Regions from separate parts of the Mus musculus genome. Here region 2 is linked to region 1. A link is a loop called in an ENCODE intact Hi-C map of the cell type or tissue named here. Cell type or tissue: heart. All regions are shown on one strand. Each heading gives the region's core, and the rest is flanking DNA. Links, peaks and the distances in the headings are about the cores only. Region 1 overlaps Cdk19 (cyclin-dependent kinase 19). Region 2 holds the start of Amd1 (S-adenosylmethionine decarboxylase 1).

Region 1 (5,383 bases), core at 265-5,264:
ATGGCACAATCCCAGGCACACTGAAGGAGCTCGGGGGTTCTTGGTTTTGCTGAACACATCTGCTTTACGGAATTTAAGTAACACTTATGCAAGTAATTTGTATATGGTGTTTGCCTCCTGCTCACAACTCTCCCCCAAATGCAGCATCTCTACTTCAGTGTCTAATGGCTAAAGCTGAGATGGTACTCTTGACTTTCCCTGTCTTCAACTCCATCTGATCTTCAGGAAAATGGCAAAGGCAATCAGGGGCTTGAAGTGGAGGAGGGGCCTGCTCTACTCTAGTCTCAACCGTCACTTCCTGAGGAAGTCCTCCCTGGCCCTCCTACTGAAATTGTCATTAGCGCTTCGCCACTTTGCTTTCCAGTCAGTACTGTGATTTTCACAACTAAATTAAAAATTGTCTTCAAAGGAAAGAATAGACAGATGTAAAGTTTTTTTTTAAAAGTAAAAGTATATTACTATATATTCTTTCAAACATACTTCAGCTCTGTATTCCTCTTTACAATTTCAAACTAATGCTTCTTAATTTAGAAATTTAAAGGAAAACATTTCTACTTCAATGGAATAAAATGCACTTCCAGGAGAGTACCATCTTGGCTCCCTGTCCCCAGCACCATGGAGATTGGTCCATAAGTCCACACTGCAGGTAACTGACCACAACGCAGAAAATGTCCTGTCTACTGTCAGGCGAGGTCTGTGCTGTCCAGCATCTCTGACTTTCCTTCCGATGCCACGGAAGAAGTTGGTTGTGCCTCAATTTGCACACTTATTTCAATGTTCCTAACTTGTATGCACACCTGTCCTAAAGAGTCCCCTTTGAATAAGTTATAGCCTCCGCTTGGTTCCTTCATTTCCCATCTTTCCAAAATTATCATTCTTTTAACCGTCATTGTACAGAGGTACTTACTTAAATAGACATCGTTTTAAGTTGTTTATTGTCATTGTCTATTAATAGCAAAGCTTTTTGTTGTTTTACAGTCCCAGTGCTCAAAATGGTGCCTATGACATAATGAAGCACTCAATAACACTTGTTGAATGACTTAAATCTGTTGAGCCAGTGTGATTCTTATGCATGAAAACAATAAATAGCCTTGTAAAATTTTGATTTTTTTGACAAACTATCCTCTATTAAAAAGGACACGCTCCTGAATCAGGTCTTCACGCTTGAGAGATAAGTACTTATCAACTGAGTATCTCATCAGCTCTCAGATGTATTTTTAAGACTAGTTTACAAACGAAACATTAGATCCTGGATAAACACTACACAAAAAGTCTATTCACTACCCTCAATTTGCAACAAAACAAGTAAGTAAGCCTTCTACCATTATTTACAGAACAAATAAAATAGCCATAAACAACCTCAGTGTTCAATAATAGCAAAATGGATAATTACAGTATATCCATATGTTATAGGTTCAGATATATACACTAAAGTTTTTTTTTTAATTTAAAAAATTTAAATTGTAGGGAGTCTGTGGACAAGACTACAAGAGTCATCAGATCTCCTGAAGCTGGAGTTACAAGCAGTTGTGAAACCTGACAAGGGGGTTTGGAATCCAGTGGAAGTCCTCTGGAATAGCAGTGTATGCTCCTAACCACAGAGCAATAGCTCCAGTCCAACTATACATTTTTAATGCTACATATTGCTACAATGTTGATATAATATTCTAAAATCTATAAAAATAATTTATTTACAAAATGAAATGTATAGCAAAATATCAATAGTACCTGTTTCACCGTGTGAGATGACAATCACTTTACTTTTTGAAAAGATTTTTACAATGAACATTATTGATATTTTAAGAAACATCACCTATCCTAAAGACAGCCCTTCCTCTCTAAAACTCCCCTTGTCCCAGTGTGTGGTGATCTAGAAAGGATACAATGAAAGGAGAGAGCCATGGCCTACTTCTTGGAAAAATCCTATTTTGTCAATGGACTTTAGTCTTTAGTTCTATAAATATTTGCTTCACATGATACCATGCAACCACAAATATGCTTCAGATCCATTTAAACAGCTGTTAAGTAGGCTGTGACACACACCGAACGCTAACTGCCTTGCTAGACACTCAGTGTGGTAACCTGATTGCACTGCAACCTTGTCAAGATGTTCAATGGACACATCTTCCAGACAAGTAATTATAAGAAGTAGTATCCTCTTGCCGGGCAGTGGTGGCGCACACCTTTAATCCCAGCACTTGGGAGGCAGAGGCAGGCAGATTTCTGAGTTCAAGGCCAGCCTGGTCTACAAAGTGAGTTCCAGGACAGCCAGGGCTTCACAGAGAAACCCTGTCTCAAAACAAACAAACAAAAAAAAAACCACAGGGCTGGTGAGATGGCTCAGCAGTTAAGAGCACCCGACTGCTCTTCCGAAGGTCCGGAGTTCAAATCCCAGCAACCACATGGTGGCTCACAACCATCCGTAACGAGATCTGACTACCTCTTCTGGAGTGTCTGAAGACAGCTACAGTGTACTTACATATACTAAATAATAAATACATCTTTAAAAAAAAAAAAAAAAAAAAAAACCACAAACAAACAAAAAAAGAAGCATCCTCTTTTCACTGTCCTAAACACATACAAAATCTAAGTTAAACCATTTTTCTCTAAAGCACTATTTAAGTTCTTTCCTGAAGCCCTGAACTCTTTACCAAGCCAATTCCAACATGCATATCTATTTTCACCCACACTCCTTGTGCTGCCTATAACGCTCCCCATTTCTATTTTTACCACATTGCCTTTCGTGTTGTCTATAATACTCCCTTGGGTTCCAGACTCTTTTTTTTAAAAAGGACTCTAAAATTCTTATACTCAAATAACTTATTTTTCCCAAAATAAATTCAACTTTCTATTCTTTGTGTGTGTGTGTTTAAATAACAATATGACTCACAGGGCCATCAAACTTTCTCTTGGGTAAAAGCATTCCAATGACTTTATTTTAGAAAGTACTGAGTATATAAAATTTAAAACAACATAATAATGAAGCAGTGAATTCTATAGTAAATTAGGAGGACTGCCTGATATCAGTGGGGAGTGATCCTAAAATGATTGTTAGTAATTAATAGTGAAACTAGATGCCCTCCCCTTTGACTGGCTTTTTCAAAGCTAGCATTTCAAAAGCATATTGGCTACATTATAACCTTCCAGCAGGAGGCACTCATACTATGAAAGGAGGTTTAATAAGCACAGTAGCCCAACTATGCAAGGTTCCACTATGCATACACATATACACACTTCCACTTGTCATAATACAGCACCACATATAATGCAAGCAGAAACAAAAGCAAGTGAGCTCTGATTTACTAGCGGCATGACACAAAGTAAGCTCCTTAACTCTGAATCTTGTAGAATAATCTACTTACACGGGCTCCCATAACAAATAAATGACTATACAGTGATTAAGTATATAAACTCAATGCCAAACTCTTGACCAATTATAGTTTCTACTCATAACTACCATTACTTGCAAGAACATTAAAAAAAAAACAAGCATGCAATAATCTATGTAGAATGCATAGCATAAGATAAATTCTTGATAAATGAGAGCTGTAACTGTACTTTAGTTGAAACCCTAACCAAGTGTCAGTTCCATCCACCCCCGCCTCAAAGAAGCCTGACTTTACATGAAATGGAAACTATCGCAGAAAACTACAAACAGACACAGTACAGACATCAATGGAACATGGTGAGTCCTGGCAGCTATAATAACTATGTAAGAAAGAGCGCCTGTGTTCTGAGCCATCGCTCAGGAACGTTGTAGAAGAGGGGCAGAAAGATCCTAAGAACCAGAATTCCCGGAAGTGCTCTGAAACAGCCTCCTCTAGAAATAGATTAGTCATCATAAAGTGTCAAATGTCAAGGATCAACAGGCATTTTAACCAGAAGGGGAGAGAGCCCATGGGGTCACACACACTTCCAGATAAAGAACTAGAGGCAACTAAGGACTACTATGGACTCAGTATATTATAGTTATATATATATATGGGAATATCCAAGAAGAAGGAAGATGATGTTACAATAGTAATAATCAAAGGAAGAGGCTTTCAACTTGGGGGGGGGGGTTGCGTGGGAGAGGTTGAAAGGAGGGTACCTGGGAGGAGCTGGAGGAAGGGAGGGAGAAGGAAAGTGATATAGTTCTACTTCCATTCCTAAAAAAGCTAACCAATCAAGGCAGGAAGAAGTACTCATTAAAGAAACAGGGCCTGATGGAAAATAGCACAGTGCTGCCTCCCAGGTGCCTGAAACCCTGCAGTAGGAGAGCCTGCCGACCATAATACAGTGGCTACATGAGCTCTGCTTCTCTTCCTACTACGGTGGCTACATGAGCTCTACTTCTCTTCCTACTGAACAATCTGGTTGCTCTTCTCTCTGACTTCAAGTTGTGCACATACTTGCTCTGAGAGCAGTATCTAAGCTGTAAAGTCTAAAATAAATAAGTTCACATCGCCCTTATTGTGATAGGATGTATGTTTATTTAGGTAAGCTTCCATGTAATACATTACATATGAGAACTTCAAAACTTTCTTATAAATCAACAGGACTTTGAATATGCAAAGTTAAAATATGAAAAATGAAACAGATACAATGGAGTCTGCATAGTAAAACCTAATTCTCAAGAGCATTCTAATTCACCCCCTCCCTACCTCCCTCTGCCATCTTCTAAATCTAAATGGTTGAGTGACCACTCCAAGTACTGTAAGAAATTACACCATTGTTTATAAATTATAGCTAAGGGTTTGCATTAGTAACTAATAACCACTGAACTACCAATAGAAATGATTAAACGCTATCTGGTTCACGACACTTCAAGAGGAGGCATAAACACAATGAATTAGACTCGATCAATCAATTGTGCATCCTTCATTCTAAACTACCTCACAGAGATTTTAACAGAGGTAACTAGAAGTCAACCATTGGTCTAAACTGAACCCAATTCAGGAAACATCTACTGTACTGACTCTGTTACACAAAACTACTTCATTCCCAGTCTGCTAAGAAACCTACGTGTGCATTATGAGAAAACAGAGGGCTGGTTTACACAATGAAGTAACTAATTTTAATTTATGTCTTTTTACTATCCATCTACTATTTCTAATCAATGAATGCTAAAAAATTATATTCACGCTAACAGTGTGATGTTTATTATATTTTTGTGTGGTGTTGGAAATATTCAATGTCTGTTCAAAGTCAGACATGCAACCACTGAGCTGTATAGTCAGCCCAACTTCAATCTTTTAAAATGAACTAAACTGGCAGATGTGAAGCTCTTACGGAAATACACTAAGCAATGATTAGATTTAAAAGGCTAGAAATCATTACATTATAATGATGAAAATCAGGCAAATGTGGATGAACAGCCTTAATGTTAGCCCTTGGAAGACTG
Region 2 (5,383 bases), core at 159-5,158, 130 kb after region 1:
AAATAAAGGAAGATAGCAGAAGAAAAAAAAAACAAAACAAAATCCTACTTGGATTTGACCCCTAATTTATACTTTAGATTATCATTAGTGAAAACTCTTTGCTACCCATTTACATTATTATTATATACTCGCGAAGATCCTTTTTAGGCATTTAGGCAATTTTAGGCAAATTTGTAAATTTGCGTGGTACTGGTGGTTGTGAGGAATACTTTCAATTAGTTCACCCCTTTAAGAATAGCCTAAGAAAAATATCAAATAACCTCGTATTATACTTAATAAAGCTAGTTCCTAGGAAGTTTTGCAAACTAAATATCCACCAGTTGACCTAATGGAGTACGGGTTGATAGGTGTCTGCTGGAAGGCGGCCAACTCCTAAGCTAGGCTAGGCACACGGTGGGGGGTAGATAGCGCCGGAGCCCTCCAAGGCTGGGCGCCACGTTGCTTTTCTCTTTTCTCTTTTGAAATAGGAAGACGACGCTTCTGGCTATTGTGTAAACCCGTGGAGAACTGCCTTCATTCCCACATCAGATAAAGCACAAGCAGAATTAAAGCGCATTCCAATCCGACCCCGGGCCACACGTACGTCACTGACAATTTTATTGCCTAGGCTGCGTTCGTCTCGTGGAAACACGTGAAAAAATGGTTTAAAAAAATTTTTTTTAAAAAGCCAAAAACCACCTCGGCTTGAAACGAGAAACCGCACAGGATCAAAGCACTACGCCAACCCAGCAGTGGCCACCGCCCCCGCCGAGCCCCGCGACACCCCTCCAGACTCCCTCCTGTTTTCTGCTAACCAGCTGTGTGCAGCGTGGGACAGCCTCGCCTGTCTCCCGCTCTCCCCACCAGCTCCACAAGTAATCCCAGATTCCCAAGTCCCCAGCCGGACAACAGAGCGGTCTCCCGCTCAAGGGACAGCGGCAGCTCCATCTGCAACCAAGCTGGTAGTCCCCTGCACTCCCCGTGGGCCCACCGCCAGCCAGCCGGCGTTCGGCGACGTTTGACTGACACGAAGCGGTCCCTATGAGGCCCTGAGGGCGGGGCGATGGCGTCACTTCCTGGCCTGTCGGGGAGGATGCTTATATAAGGTCTGCGCTCACGCAGAACCCTCGCTTACACAGTATGGCCGGCGACATTAGCTAGCGCTCGCTCAACTCTCCTAACGGGAAAGCAGCGGACTACAAGAGACTGAACTGTATCTGCCTCTATTTCCAACAGACTCACGTTCAACTTTCGCTCACGAAAATAGCCGGGAAAATTTTATTAGTCCTTTTTTTAAAAAAAAGTTAATATAAAATTATAGCAAAAAAAAAAAAAAAAGGAACCTGAACTTTAGTAACACAGCTGGAACAATCCGCAGCGGCGGCAGGAGCGGCGGGAGAAGAGATTTAATTTAGTTGATTTTCTGTGGTTGTTGGTTGTTCGCTAGTCTCACGGTGATGGAAGCTGCACATTTTTTCGAAGGGACGGAGAAACTGCTGGAGGTCTGGTTTTCCAGACAGCAGTCCGACGCAAGCCAGGGATCTGGGGATCTTCGTACCATCCCAAGGTGGGTGCCTGGGCCTGAGGGCGGCTCGCCGCCGACTGCGAGGCACGAGTCGCGGCCTCAGGTGGGGCCAGGTCGGCGGGCGGGAACTGGCTTCTCCCGCCGCCGTTGCGGGGCCGCCTGCGCCGCCTGGGGGAGGGGAGGAGGCCGGCGCGGCCGCGTGCTCAGGTAACGTCCCCGGCGGACGGCGGGGCTGGGCTGACGGGCTCCGGCGGGGGGCACGCGGCCCTCCGGCAGGTGTGGCTGGGTGAGGGGCGGGCGGAGCACGAGCTGGGTGGGCCTGGGCCGCGGGGCGACCAGCAGGCCTCCCGCCGCGGGGTAGGCGGCCGCGCGTGGCGCTCGCTCGGGCGGCGGGATTGGGCGGGAGCGGCCGTGTCGCAGTGCCGGGCCCCGCCGACGCCCGGACGTGCCCTGCAGCAGAGCGGGGCGCCTCGGGACCCTCCGCGGGCTTTGCCCGGGAGGCTCCTGACCTTGGGCTGTGTAACCTGTTACGGAGGCGAAGTCCGGGAGAGCGCAGCGGGGTGCTGGAGGGTTTGCCTGCTTCCCGGGGTACAAGCCTGTCAGCCCGAAGATCTATTTTACTTAATGCCTTAAGCTGGAGCAAAGGAGACCTGCGGGCCCCCTGCTCACACCCGACACGGGAGGTGGTGCGGAGAGTTGCTAGTGACCTCGCTGGGAGAGTCGAGCATTGAAGCGCGGATGACACTGAGGATGCATGGACCCGGCGGCGGTGACACCAGCCTCCCGCTTTGGTGGCCGGTACCCGGGCTCCGCCGTGCTCCGAAGCGCACTAATGGGACTAGAGTGGCGGAGGAACCGGCGTGGTCCGGTTCATTGAGAGGCGGACCAATGAGCTCCTGGGCCCCTCCGGAGCCTGGCCCCAGGGTGTGGACCAATGGGCGTTTTAGGAATGTTGGCTGCGCGGTGCAACCGTCCTCTGACAAAAAGCGAGAAGAGAATCCCAGCGGCCACGTGCTGCCGAGACTTTAAGGCACACTGGGAAACGCAGTTCCTACTAGTTGCTGCAGACGTTTCCATTGTAGGGAAAAAAATGTACCCGAAGTGCTAAGGTCTCAGTTTTCGATCCTCATGTGAAGTGTGTGCCATTTTCAGTTACAAACCCTTGACGTTTTCTCATAGTAAGCATAGAGAAGCTTACCTCTTTTACAGATATGGAAAGCTGATTGTGATAGGCGTCTCGGAAAGCTGGTGCTTCCAGGATTATTTCCTAGAAAATCTTGGTACGACCTGAAAGAGGGGTACGCAAGGAAATTACAAAAAACATTTCTTGTTGATAAAGAGAAGATTTTCGTTCTCAACTTAGTTGGAAGTACCAGAGTGGGATTCTAAAAATAGATCAGAGGTTAAGGGTCCTAGATACTAGATAGTTAGTTGTCCAGGGGACCCGGATTTAATTCTCAGCACCCACATTGCAGCTCACAACCATCTAACTCCGATTCCGGGGGATCTGACGCCCACTTCTGACTCCTGAGGACCCTGCACATCTGTGGGGCACGTATAGGCAAAATAGCCATAGGCTAAAATAATAATATATATTAATGCTAAAATATATTGATTAAAGTGGCTCCTGAGTAGAGGAAAGATGGGCCTTTTTAAAAAGGTAGGCTATTTTTTTTCTACACAGGACTTTTCTGTGTAGCCATGGCTGACCTGATCCACTTGCCTCTGCTTTGCCACCGACCTGTGCTTTTATTAAATGTTTAAAAACCTTTACTTTGTGTAACCAGAAACTGATTTGTGTGTGTGTGTGTGACTGTTATATATCAAGTAGAGCTGAAATCTGTTCGAAAGAACTGAAAAAAATTCAGTGCTTTTTCAGTGGCCATCCAGCTGAGGGTGCACTGGTTGTTATGAACTTTAAATAAGTGTCTGAGAGACAGCAGGTGGATAAATCACGAGTCAGTGCTAACAGGGAGGTTTGTAGGGGACCTGCATCTTTCCTGAAATGGAAAGAATAACCATGGGCTAATAAGATGAAATAAACTGATATTTATAGTATTAACAGCAGTCAAGGCTGGGGAAAATAACAGTAATATAAAAACACTAGGTATTAAAGCTGTCAGGAAGCAATTCTAATGCTGGGCAGTGGTGGTGCACACCTTTAATCCCAGCACTCGGGAGGCAGAGGCAGGCCGATTCCTAAGTTCGAGGCCATCCCGGTCTACAGGAGTGAGTTCCAGGACAGCCAGGGCTATACAGAGAAACCCTGTCTAAAGACAGATGGGCAGTTAAAGAAACTATGTTTGAAGCCTATTCAACATAAGCCTACAGAAGAGAGTCAAAGGGTAACTTTAGAAATAGCCATTGCCCGGGGCCTAGCAAACACATAAGTGGATGCTCACAGTCAGCTATTGGATGGATCACAGGGCCCCCAATGGATGAGCTAGAGAAAATACCCAAGGAGCTAAAGGGATCTGCAACCCTATAAGTGGAACAACATTATGAACTAACCAGTACCCCGGAGCTCTTGACTCTAGCTGTATATGTATCAAAAGATGGCCTAGTCGGCCATCACTGGAAAGAGCGGCCCATTGGACTTGCAAACTTTATATGCCCCAGTACAGGGGAACACCACCAGGGCCAAAAAGTGGGAATGGGGGGGGGGTATGGGGGACTTTTGGGATAACATGGGAAATGTAAATGAGGAAAATACCTAATAAAAAAAAAAGGAAAAAAAAAAAGAAATAGCCATTGCTTTCCACATCTTCACAAGGTTACCAGGCCTGGTAGTTTTAAGATCTAATTGATTATATCGACTTGAGAATTTTAATGGCAGTTTTGTGTTAGTCCCCAAACTGCAAATCTACTAATGGGGAGGGAGGTCGTTAGGAATTGATGGCACACTTAATCCTGGCACTGGGAGGGGTGGGGGTGAGGGGGCAGGGGCCATGCTTGTGTACAAGTGAGTTTCAAGCCACTCAGGTGCTACATAGTGAGATCTTGAACCCAGAAATGGAAAAACAAATGGATAGTTGTATAACCATATAACAGAATGCTGCCCAGCAGTAAGTGAAGCCTTGTTCTGTGCCCCACACGAGCACTAATGTAAGCAGATATGCTGAGAAAAGAGGCCTGAGGAGCATGCATGCTGTAAGATTTCATTTCTGTAAACCTAGGAAATGCAGACTGACAAGACTGGTCAGTTGTGGATTAGAGGCCTTATAAAGGGAGGAATGGATTATAAGGGAGCATGAAGGACCTTTTAAGAATGCGTTTCTGGCTGTGTTATGACACAAGCTCTTAATCCCCGAATTCGTGAGGCAGAGGCAGGAAGATTGAAGTTAGCCTTGTCTACATAGTAAGCAAGTCCAGGCTGGTCAGGGCCTGTAAGCACTAGAGCACAGCAACAGATTCACACAGGGTTGTTGCTGATTTGTAAGGTCAGCCTGGTTTGTTTATATAAATGGAGCTCCAGGACCCTTAAGGTCATGGGGATCCCTTTGCTTCTGCACCCTGAGTGCTAGGACCATGTGCCACCAGGCCTGAATCTGGAATTTCTCTTAACTGCTGATCCATCTTGGCTAATGCAGCTTAGTTTTTTTAAAGCTACTTGATTGGAGAAGAGTATGGCGTGGGTAACGTAGCTGGATGAAGGGGAGAATGAAGGCTTTAGAATCCACTTAACCTCACAGAATAAATACATTTGAAGTTGACAGATTAAAGAAGCAGAGTTCTTAGGGTTCAATTTGGTAGGAAATAGTGGGTAGCTTACTAGCTAGGTAGACTTGGGCAGGCACCTTTAATCTCAGCACCGGGGAGCCAGACACAAGTGGATATCCAGGTTGGGCCAGCTGGTCTACAGACCAACTTAGGGCTACA

The links. A loop is a pair of places that touch in the nucleus more often than their neighbours do. Peaks named below come from ENCODE experiments on the same cell type or tissue, not always from the same donor. Only the 100,000 strongest peaks of a DNase experiment are listed, where the experiment ranks them.
Region 2: it touches region 1 in a loop (1.8-fold over the local background); 1 of 42 quality-filtered maps calls a loop at or near these places.

What each region holds. Positions count from the first base shown.
Region 1 is chr10:40,427,075-40,432,457 of GRCm38, reverse strand. The region is part of intron 2 of Cdk19 (cyclin-dependent kinase 19); the gene reads right to left. Among named protein-coding and RNA genes, the nearest start is that of Gm32234, 24 kb to the left of the region's middle. In heart, for the core only: a CTCF peak has its summit at 3,147 (motif pointing right); no DNase peak of the experiment used is centred there.
Region 2 is chr10:40,297,912-40,303,294 of GRCm38, reverse strand. Amd1 (S-adenosylmethionine decarboxylase 1) reads left to right here and starts at 1,107. Exons shown (of 8, transcript NM_009665.5): 1 at 1,107-1,546. The coding sequence starts at 1,437. In heart, for the core only: no CTCF peak of the experiment used is centred there; DNase peaks (open chromatin) are centred at 464, 1,024, 1,694 and 2,414; H3K4me3 peaks cover 3,540 bases; H3K27ac peaks cover 2,689 bases.